2 separate regions of the Homo sapiens genome follow, and region 2 is linked to region 1. Evidence: chromatin loops called from intact Hi-C (ENCODE). Cell type or tissue: PC-3. All regions are shown on one strand.

Region 1 (5,000 bases):
CCAGGCGCTCGCCCCGAGCTTTGGGCGACGAGAAAGAGCCAATGAGGAGCGAGGGCAAAATCGGGTGCAGTAAACCCGAAAAGGGGGCGAGGAGGCCCGCGAAGAGAGCGGGGGAGGAGGCGGGGAGGGGCGAGGAGGGGCGGGGAGGGCCGAGCGAGGAGGAGGCGGCTCTGGGGGCCGGGCGGCGCGCCTGACAGAGGAGGGGAAGCCTGGGGGCGCAAGCGTCGCAGCCGAGGGGCCGGCGCGGGGAGGCGGGCGCCAGGCGGGGGTTTGCAGGGCCGCCGCGCGTGACGTAGCGCCGGGCAGGGCGTTATCAGCTGCCGGGCCGCGGCGAGGGACGCGCGGCGACAGCGGACGGCGCTGCCCGGGCCGGGACAGCAGCAGCCGGCGGTCGCGCGCAGGACTCGAGGGCTTCTAGCCACCGTCCCCGCCAGCGCCGCGCCCCGCCACAGGGCGGCATGAGCCCACCCGCGGCCGCAGCCCTAGCGCCCTGCTCCTCCGCCTGGGCGGCCCGGCTGCGGTGACGGCTCTCGCTGCCCGACTGGGGGCCATGAAGCCGAGTCCGGCCGGGACGGCGAAGGAGCTGGAGCCTCCGGCGCCGGCCCGAGGCGAGCAGCGCACGGCGGAGCCCGAGGGGCGCTGGCGGGAGAAGGGCGAGGCAGACACCGAGCGGCAGCGCACCCGGGAGCGGCAGGAGGCCACGCTGGCCGGGCTGGCGGAGCTGGAGTACCTGCGCCAGCGCCAAGAGCTGCTGGTCAGGGGCGCCCTGCGCGGCGCCGGGGGTGCGGGAGCCGCTGCGCCCCGCGCTGGGGAGCTACTGGGGGAGGCGGCGCAGCGCAGTCGCCTGGAGGAGAAGTTCTTGGAGGAGAACATCTTGCTGCTAAGAAAGCAATTGGTAGGTCGTGCCCGAAGGTGGAGCACGGCTGTTCCTGCCCAGGGGCTGGAGGTCGGGCAGGTGGCCTGGGGCGGGCGCGAGGTTGACTCTGGCTGGGGAGATGCTCGCTGTTATGGGACGCCCCCGACCGCCCCATACCTCCCTGATCCCCTTCCTGAGTGCCCGCGGCGTGTGGGCTGCCGACGCCCACGCGTTTCTGGCGTGTGCCCGCTTTGTGTCTGGCGACCTCGCGCGGATTGCGGGAAGGGGGTGGCCGCTCTTCCCTCCTCCTCTGCCTTCGGGATTCTTGGAGTCGCCTAGTTCTAACGTTCGGTCTCCTTAGTTAGATGAGTATATGCCCTCTCCCCAGCGGTTTGCAAACTCCCACTTAAAATACCATTTTATTTGGAGGTTTTCTTGACTTTATCTCCTCCCGCCGAGAGGGGCCAAAAGCCAAGGAGGGGGTTTGTGGCGTGCTTAACTGTCCAGGGCCGAGTTTTACGATTACACTGGAGCGCCTGTAGGGAGCCGTGCCTCTCCGAGAGCTCTCCCCAGCATGCCAGCTTTCACCCAGGCTGGTGCTTAATTTCAAATAGAAGCCCTTTGTATAAGGCAGCTCAAACTAGATGGAAATGATGGAAATTTGGCTGGAGACTGTGTCCCCTCCTCTCATATTTTATACGTTCTGCCAGCTGTGATTGGTGGTGGAGGTGGGAGAAAAGAGAACCTGCTCTCGGTAAGCATTTATCTTACTGGGTTTCTGTCAGTGTCTCAGTCTTTCTATGCAGTCTTCATTAATGGGGAAGAAAAAGAACTTTGTAGCTTAATGTATTGATGAACAGCTTTTGACCCCGCCTCAGAATAATGGCGACAGCTTTGTTTTCAGTGACCTTAAAATGTAGTTTTGGAAACAGCAAACGTCCTCACCTGACCAAGTGATACTATCTAAACTAGACACATGCCAGGTAGTGGCCCTCCCACAATAAAGTGGTGATGCTGTGCAGTTGTCATGTGTTTTCTTCTATTATCTCTTTTCAGATCATTTCTTTTCTCTGTGTGTGTGTGTGTGTTTTTAAGCACCAAAGTGCTTTTACTTGATAGGTTCATTTTTCCTGAAGAAATTAATTGTAGCAAACAAACATACAATTTATGTCTCCAAGCTTTTTAAGTCAAAAGACAAGAGGCGTAGATATTCATATGCATGTGTTTTGTAAGGATGTACACTGTGGTTTGTGTAATATCTCTGTTTTGGCATTTTACTGTGCTGCTTCGGTCACAGACCAGATTCCTATGTAACATTCATTTGAGCCAGTTCTCACTGGTTATGGCTGGTGACTTTTACATTTTATTGTTTTGTGCAATTGCACCTTTTTGTCTGCATGAATCTCAAGATTGTAAGTGGCGCATTCCTATTGTCCGCTTGAGGGGAGCAAAGCAGTATGTCAAGAGAATTCCAGTCCAGTCAGTATTTATGGTACTATTTTCATTTGTAGACTTGGCATTCATGATTTGAACCAGATGCTTTTTGAGTTCTCCCGTTTTTCCAGCAATAGGAAGCACTAGGTGGCAGTGTGAGTTAGCACAATCCATCTGTCACCTTTGGAAACCCAGAGGCGTTCAAATCTCGATGGGCCTTCCCATGAGGGTTTTGGATTCTGCCAGCTCACATTATACTTGGCACTGGCTATTAGTATTAGTTTCTCACTTTCAAAGGCTCTAAGACTGATTAAACCCCACAAAGCAACTAATAGAAAACAAAACTCTGCAGGCCAAGACATTTGGCCAGAAAATCTCACCTAAGATTATAGTGTATTATAGGAAATCTCTTACTCTCATTTCAAATTAAAGAGTCTACTGTGAAGTATTGTTTTTTAAAAGACTGGTTATACACCAGATGATTTAAAGTCTCAGTCCATTTTTCTTGTCCCTATCTATGAAAAGTCAGTTTGTATATATTAGTTGAAACTAAAAACAAGTCTTGTTTTTATGAAGAAACTTTATATCACCACAAAATGTGAGAAAGTGGAATTAAACATAGGACATATTCTTGAATTCTCGAAGTTTTTCGTTACTTCAGGTCATCCAGTAAAATTTTGGTTTTCTAAGTTTAGTGAACTCTTCAGATGGGTAATTTGAATCCTTAGAGTAGACTTTCTGGTTCTTTTGTCACCCCTGTATGTTCATGTTTCCTTTGTTTCTTCCTAATCAGAACTGTTTGAGGCGAAGAGATGCTGGTTTGTTGAATCAGTTGCAAGAGCTTGACAAGCAGATAAGTGACCTGAGACTGGATGTAGAAAAGACATCTGAAGAGCACCTGGAGACAGACAGTCGGCCTAGCTCAGGTGAGTGATTGAGCACAAGGACAGAATTCTGCACTCTTGAGTTGTATCTCAGCCCCTTGTGGTTAACATTCCCAGACCTGCAAATGGCAATGGAGTTTGTTTCCAGTGCAGAGAGGATAAACAAAAAAGAAGTCTGCCATTCAGTTTTATCGGAATAAGAGGGAAATAAACTCAGACAACAAAATTTTTAGTAATGAGATCAATGTGATTGGAGTCCCCCAAGTTTAAAAATAAAAGCTATTCAAATTTCTGCAAGAGGTGCCCTCCTTTGAAACTTGAGTAAGTCAGAACTGGGCTAGAAAATTAGTCACACTTCAACTTCCTGAGACCACTTCAAAAGTTTTTTTTTTTTTTCTTTTAAACCATTTGGGCTCCTTAGATTTTTCTCTTATTATTGTTCTGAAACAATCATGATAAAGATGAGGCTTGACAGATCTAAGTTTCTTTCCTTGGACATGTTCAAAGGCGGGGTCAAGGAATAAGGTCAATTTGAGGGTGAGGGTAACTCTGAAATGTACCCCTAGTTATGGGCTCTTTGCCTTTTCCTAAGGATTGTTTGAAATAAGACCATAAGATTAGGACACCAAAGTCCAATGAATCAAAATTGGCCAAAAAACAAACAAAAAATCTCCTTTTCCTAAATGATTATTCATTTTCCTGTTAAGCGTGAATATGCATTATTTCTTGACATGATGTTAATTCCAACGGTGTTTTTATTTGTAGGGTTTTATGAGCTGAGTGATGGGGCTTCAGGATCCCTTTCCAATTCCTCTAACTCGGTGTTCAGTGAGTGTTTATCCAGTTGTCATTCCAGCACCTGCTTTTGCAGCCCCTTGGAGGCGACCTTGAGTCTCTCAGATGGTTGCCCCAAATCTGCAGGTAAGAATTTTTAGCACTGATAGAAATTTTTAATTGGAAGGCATCAAGGGCCCTTAAAAGGTTATTTGGCTCCAGCACCTTTCACTGGTGGAAAAATGAAGGTTCATCACTTTGCGGCATTTAGTGCCATACTTACATCTAGAACTCAGTTTCATCTAGGTGAGTATCTAGAACTATTCCAGTACCCTTTGGGTGCTACTTGGTTATATATTTTGATAGCAGCAAGACACTTTATCTCTAGAAATCCTGTCCCAATATTGTAGGTCTTGAGCTCTGTTTCTGAGCCTTTGCTGTTAGGTTGTCTGTATTTTCTTTCATTTTGGAACTGTTTTCTTCTTTTAATTATGTAAAGCTAAAACTCAGCCAGGTGCAGTGGCTCACACCTGTAATCCCAGCACTTTGGGAGGCTTAGGCAGCTGGATCACCTGAGGTCAGGAGTTCAAGACCAGCCTGGGTTGGCCCGGTGCAGTGGCTCATGACTATAATCCTAGCACTTTGGGAGGCCAAGGTGGGTGGATCACTTGAGGTCAGGAGTTCAAGACCAGCCTGGCCAACATGGTGAAACCCCATCTCTACTAAAAATACAAAAATTAGCCGGGCATGGTGGCACATGCCTATAGTCCCAGCTACTCGGGAGGCTGAGGGAGAATTGCTTGAACCCAGGAGGTAGAGGTCATAGTGAGCCGAGATTGGACCACTGTACTCCAGCCTGGGCGGCAGAGAGAAAAAAAAAACAAAAAACAAAAGACCAGCCTGGGCAACATGATGAAACCCTGTCTCTACTAAAAACACAAAAATCGGCCGGGTGTGGCAGCATGTGCCTGTAATCCCAGCTACTTGAGAGGCTGAGGCAATAGAATCACTTGAACCCCAGAGGCGGAGGTTGCAGTGAGCCGAGATTGTGC
Region 2 (5,000 bases), 420 kb after region 1:
AGTGAAAAAATTCCAGACATCATCTCATTTCACCCATAAATACTTCAATATCTGAAAGCTTTTTGAACCTAAATTCCTCCAAAAAAAAAAAGTTTAGATGAAAACTATTACATAATCCTAGTGATACACAATGTAACTGATTTTACTATTCTAATGTGGTATCTGTGCACTTTCTTTGACACACAGTGGAGGTGGGGTAGAAAGAAAAACTGGATTCTTTTTCCCGTAGTACAGCAAATAGGAAATGTCAAGAGTGGGTCATAAAACGGGACCCAAGTCAGAGATGACTTGGATCAGGTGCCAGTGACAATGGGTCTTTACATGATATTTTGTAGTCTCCTTATTGGAACACCTTACCAGAACAAATGGATCTCATTTTAATGAATATATCATTTGTCACCATAATCAACAATGCCTGCTGGCATGTGGGAAGGGTACGTAATGAAATTTAGAGTTCTGCGTACAAAGATGGTAATACAGGATAGATGAAATATTTCTTTATACAAGTACAAAGGGAGGGACACACAGACGCTTCCAACCAAAACAATCAATTAAAAAAATAAGCCATCAAGCCACAAAAAGAGAAGAGCCTTAAATGTACACTGCTAAATAAAAGAAGCCAATTTAAAAAGGCTACATACTATATGATTCCAACTATATGACATTCTGGAAAAGGCAAAACTATAGAGATAGAAAAAAATCAGTGGTTGCCAGAGGTTCTGGACAAGGAAGAAGATGACTGGGTGGAGCACAGGAGAATTTTAGAGCAGTGAAACTATTCTGTATGATATTGCAGTGTTAGATACATAATGTTAGGCCCTTGTCAAAACCCATAGAGATGTACAACATGAAGAGTGAGCCTTCATGTAAACTATGGAATCTAATTGATCATAATGTATCAATTAGTTATTAAAATCTTGCATTAGCGTGGGTGAGGGCTGCATTAGTTGAGGGTGGGGCAGGGGGAGGAGGAGTATATGGGAATGCTGTCTTTTAAACTCCTTTTTCTGTAAACCTAAAACTGCTCTAAAACAGAGTCTATTGACTTTTTAAAAACTGAATTGGTATTTCTAAGTTTGGTCTAAGAAAAAAATGATTAGGATTCCAGAGAAAATGGAATTTTCTTTAAGATAGAAATTTTCTTTATTTTAAGATAGAAATCTGGTTTCATTATTTTTGCCAAGATCAGAAGAAACTTTGCTTCTTGTCTCCCATAAATATTAGTTTTATGTATTTGTCATGTACTCTATATATTTGAGTTTTATGTATTTGTCATGCTGACTTTTTTCTGACTCTTCTTTTTGCACTATTATAAACTAAGACTTTTCTTTTAACTTCCATAATATGTTTCAAGATGTAATTCATTAGTATAAAAGGATTATGGGTGGAATTTTTTGTTTGTTTTAGAATGGACTTTAAAACAGCTTCATCCTTAAACTAATAGACCTTTCCAGGCTGCAGAGGCATCCAGATGTCTTCACTTGAACAACCATCTTTAGATGCTCCACCTGAATTCTTATTCCAAACCACTAGTCTTTATCTTAGAGTATTGCAGTTGCCTCCTGACTGGTTTTCCTGTTTGGCCCTGCTCCACACTTGCCACCTATTCTTACCAGAACAACCAGATGGGTTTCAGTAAAGTCAAATCATGCCATGACTCTACCAGAAATCCTGGAAGGAGTCCCATCTAGTCTGCCTCAGCCACACTAGCATTTTTGCTGTCCCTTGACTTTGACTTTGCTGGTTCCTCTACCTGGAGTGCTCTTCTCCCAAATATACCTCTGGTGTGCTCCCTCACTTGCTTCAAGTGTTTCCTTAAATGTCACTTGTTCATTTTGTCCTAGATTAACTACTGTATTTCAAATGTTTGCCTTCTTTTCCACTTTTGATCTGTCGCACTTATCTTCTATACAATTTTGTTTATTCATTTATCTATTGTGTTTATTCTCTGTCTCTTTTCCCTAAACCATAAACCATGTGGGCAGGGATTTTGTCTGCTTTGTTTACTGCTGTATTCTCAACACTTAAAATCGACCTGGAATGTAGTAGATGCTCAATAAATGTTTATTGAACAAATAGAATAAAAAAGGATGCCCTCTAAGAGCAAACTTCTTCTTGAGGTTTCTATAGCAACACCCATAATAAATCTGGGACACTTTCTGGAGCAATTTACTTTCACATGGTCTTCATAGACATGGACCTATTTTTAATCCCACTTTCTAATGGAAATGGCTCTAAATATGTACTGCACAGCTGTAGAATGTAAGGAATGTCAGATATGGCCTCTGATTCTCTTGAATAATTTTTGAGGACTCATAGGATAGATGTCATAATTATGTAAATAATAATTTTACTCCAAGAGCAATTGTTAAATTTAACACTCTTTCCACATTTTTATTTGTGGTAATGGTGTCCAACTTTCTTGAAGTGGTATTTCCAGATTCATATACTTGTTGCATGTTTTCCATACCAGCTTTATGGTTCAGTGTCTCCCAAAGTAATAGATTAAAAGGTATCTATTTATTACATTTTTAAAATCAAAGAATGATTGTGCATCTGCAATGTTATTTAATAGACAAGTAGAGAAGAGCTTTAACCATCCAACTGGTTCACATAGTAACTACCTCCATCAATTGAGTTCATACTGACATCTGGAGGCCAAGCCTTGGCACTACATAAAGGCTATTACCCATTTCAGAGCCCATCAGAGTAATTAGTGCCTCTAAACTTCTTTAAATAAAAATCTGAAACATCTAAAAATATCAAAAAGTAGTTAAAAAAAGAGGTTTGAACTTTCTATCTTCTACATATAGCTCTGTTTCTGAAAATTTGAGTATGAATTTGGGATAAGAATAACAGTGATGATGAGGAACATCTGAGTGCCCAGTAGATGCCAGGCAGCACAGGAGTGCTCTCATTGTGGCAACCCATTCAATCTTCAGACCACCCTATGAGATAAGAACTATTGTTATCTCCATTTTACAGTTGAAATCAAGGCTCAGAGGGATTAGTAATTTCTTAGTGTCACTTAACTAGTCTTGGTGCTGCAGAACTTGAACCCAAATTCATGTGACCAAATCCCCAGGTCCAGCACTCTTGGAGATGGACCAGTTTACACTGTTACAAAGATTCTTCAACAAGGATTGTGTTAAAAAGCATAGTTATCTTTAAAGTTGCAGTTATTGGCCAGGCACGGTGGCTCATGTCTGTAATCGCAGCACTTTGGGAGGCCAAGGTGGGCAAATTGCTTGAGCCCAGGAGATCGAGACCAGCCTAGGCAACATGGTGAAACCCTATCTCTACCAAAAAACACAAAAATTAGCCAGGCATGGTGGTGCGTGCCTGTGGTCCCAGTTACTTGGGAGGCTGAGGTAGGGGGATCACTTGAGTCCAGGAGGCGGAGGTTGCAGTGAGCCAAGATCCACCAGGCACTCCAACCTGGATGACAGAGTGAGGCCCTGTCTCAAAATAAATAAAATGAAAATAAAATAGCAATTATGTTGCACTATATTTTTGTCAAAGGACATTCCTATGAAGAATAAGCATTCTGGGTCATTCCTACAAGGAGCCAAGGTATATAACTTCCTAAGTCATAAACACTCAAAATAGACCATCAAAAATGTTACCTAGAAAGGAGGCTTAGTGGAAAGGGGCAGGAGTGTCTCAGAAACCATCATTTCCCAAAACGAAGTCTAAGGTCTACTTTTTTGATACCTAATATTTGTACATATTAATGGGGTATGTGTGAAATTTTGTTACACTTCTAGAACATGTAAGACGGATATTTAGGATATCCACTGCCTCCAACATCTATTTTTGAAGTGCTTTCTTGGGCTAAAGGAGTTGGGACTACCTCTATACTAGTAGAGACCTGAAGGGCTATTTATCCAAGGCCCATATTCGTGAAGGGGCTCAAGTAGATCTTCAAATGGGGTATACTGATGACATTGAAAGATGTCGTATAGTTTTAAGCTTATGTTCCATTAACTGTCTACCTCCATTATGTGGAGCAATGACTTTTATGAATGTTATTATCTTTTAAATAGCATAGTTATATTGCACTATATTTTTTCTAAGTATTAATTTGTTAAGTGTATTCATGCTATATTTCAACTGTTATACGTCTATTTTGGCATTCAAAAAATTTTTAGTAAACTAATAGCCTCCAAAGATGGAAGGGGCCTAGGTTTCTGTAGCCCTTTTAAATGCCCAAGTGGACAGCTCTGTACCTTCCACAAATGCGCTTGGAACATTTAGCCAAGAAAGTGTTAATCTGTGCTTTAAGGACTCTCTTCTCAAACTCAGCCTTCTCTTCTAGGAAGTAGTTTCACTAAAGTATCGTCAGGCCTTTGTTAAGTCCAACCACTCAAAAGCTACATGTTACAGATAATATGTAAGAAACTAGAAAAAGATACTTTGCTTTTGGAAGGTGGATGATTAAGTAATGAACTTCACCCAGAGCATTTTGGCTAGTGTAGTTCCTATACTTGGCTAAAGGGACTTAGCTGACTTCAGTGTTTCTCGATGATTTAATACTCCTAATAATGAGGGCATGCTTATTGTAGAAAGGGAAAAATAATTTTTTATATTAGGGTGGTGACAATAGACATCTCAAAAAAGGGAACGTTAATGTATTTTTCAATCAAAATTCATTGTAAGACTGGCAAATGTCAGTAGGCACAATGTTTTCTCTCCTCCTGTTCCTAGCCATATGCCCAGAGATCATAAATGATGAGGGTACTTCTTACACTTCGTCCCTCCAAGTTTTCCTTCATTACAAACTTGTCAACTCAATCTGTTGATGATAGCAGTCTGGCAAGAGCCAGTATCTGTCTACCAGCTTGGGAGAGAAAGAAAGATCTGTTAGGACTAAGATTGCCTGCTTCCATTATTGTACTACAGGCAGTTCTGTAAACCAATTAAAGGTGTTCACTCTGAAGCACTTTTTGTCTCCTTTTTGGGGACAATATCATCAGCCGTTGTTATTATTACTATTTACA

Evidence for each region. Peaks named below come from ENCODE experiments on the same cell type or tissue, not always from the same donor. Only the 100,000 strongest peaks of a DNase experiment are listed, where the experiment ranks them.
Region 2: it touches region 1 in a loop (14-fold over the local background); 42 of 110 quality-filtered maps call a loop at or near these places.

The regions. Positions count from the first base shown.
Region 1 is chr14:58,637,653-58,642,652 of GRCh38, forward strand. It overlaps DACT1 (dishevelled binding antagonist of beta catenin 1), which reads left to right and starts at 310. Exons shown (of 4, transcript NM_001079520.2): 1 at 310-895; 2 at 3,084-3,216; 3 at 3,940-4,095. The coding sequence starts at 551. RefSeq lists a silencer at 101-810. In PC-3, CTCF peaks have their summits at 2,431 (motif pointing right), 4,055 and 4,267; a DNase peak (open chromatin) is centred at 2,449; H3K4me3 peaks cover 1,637 bases; H3K27me3 peaks cover 1,918 bases.
Region 2 is chr14:59,052,975-59,057,974 of GRCh38, forward strand. No RefSeq gene overlaps it. Among named protein-coding and RNA genes, the nearest start is that of DAAM1, 130 kb to the right of the region's middle. In PC-3, CTCF peaks have their summits at 2,657 (motif pointing left) and 2,863; a DNase peak (open chromatin) is centred at 2,647; H3K27me3 peaks cover 1,053 bases.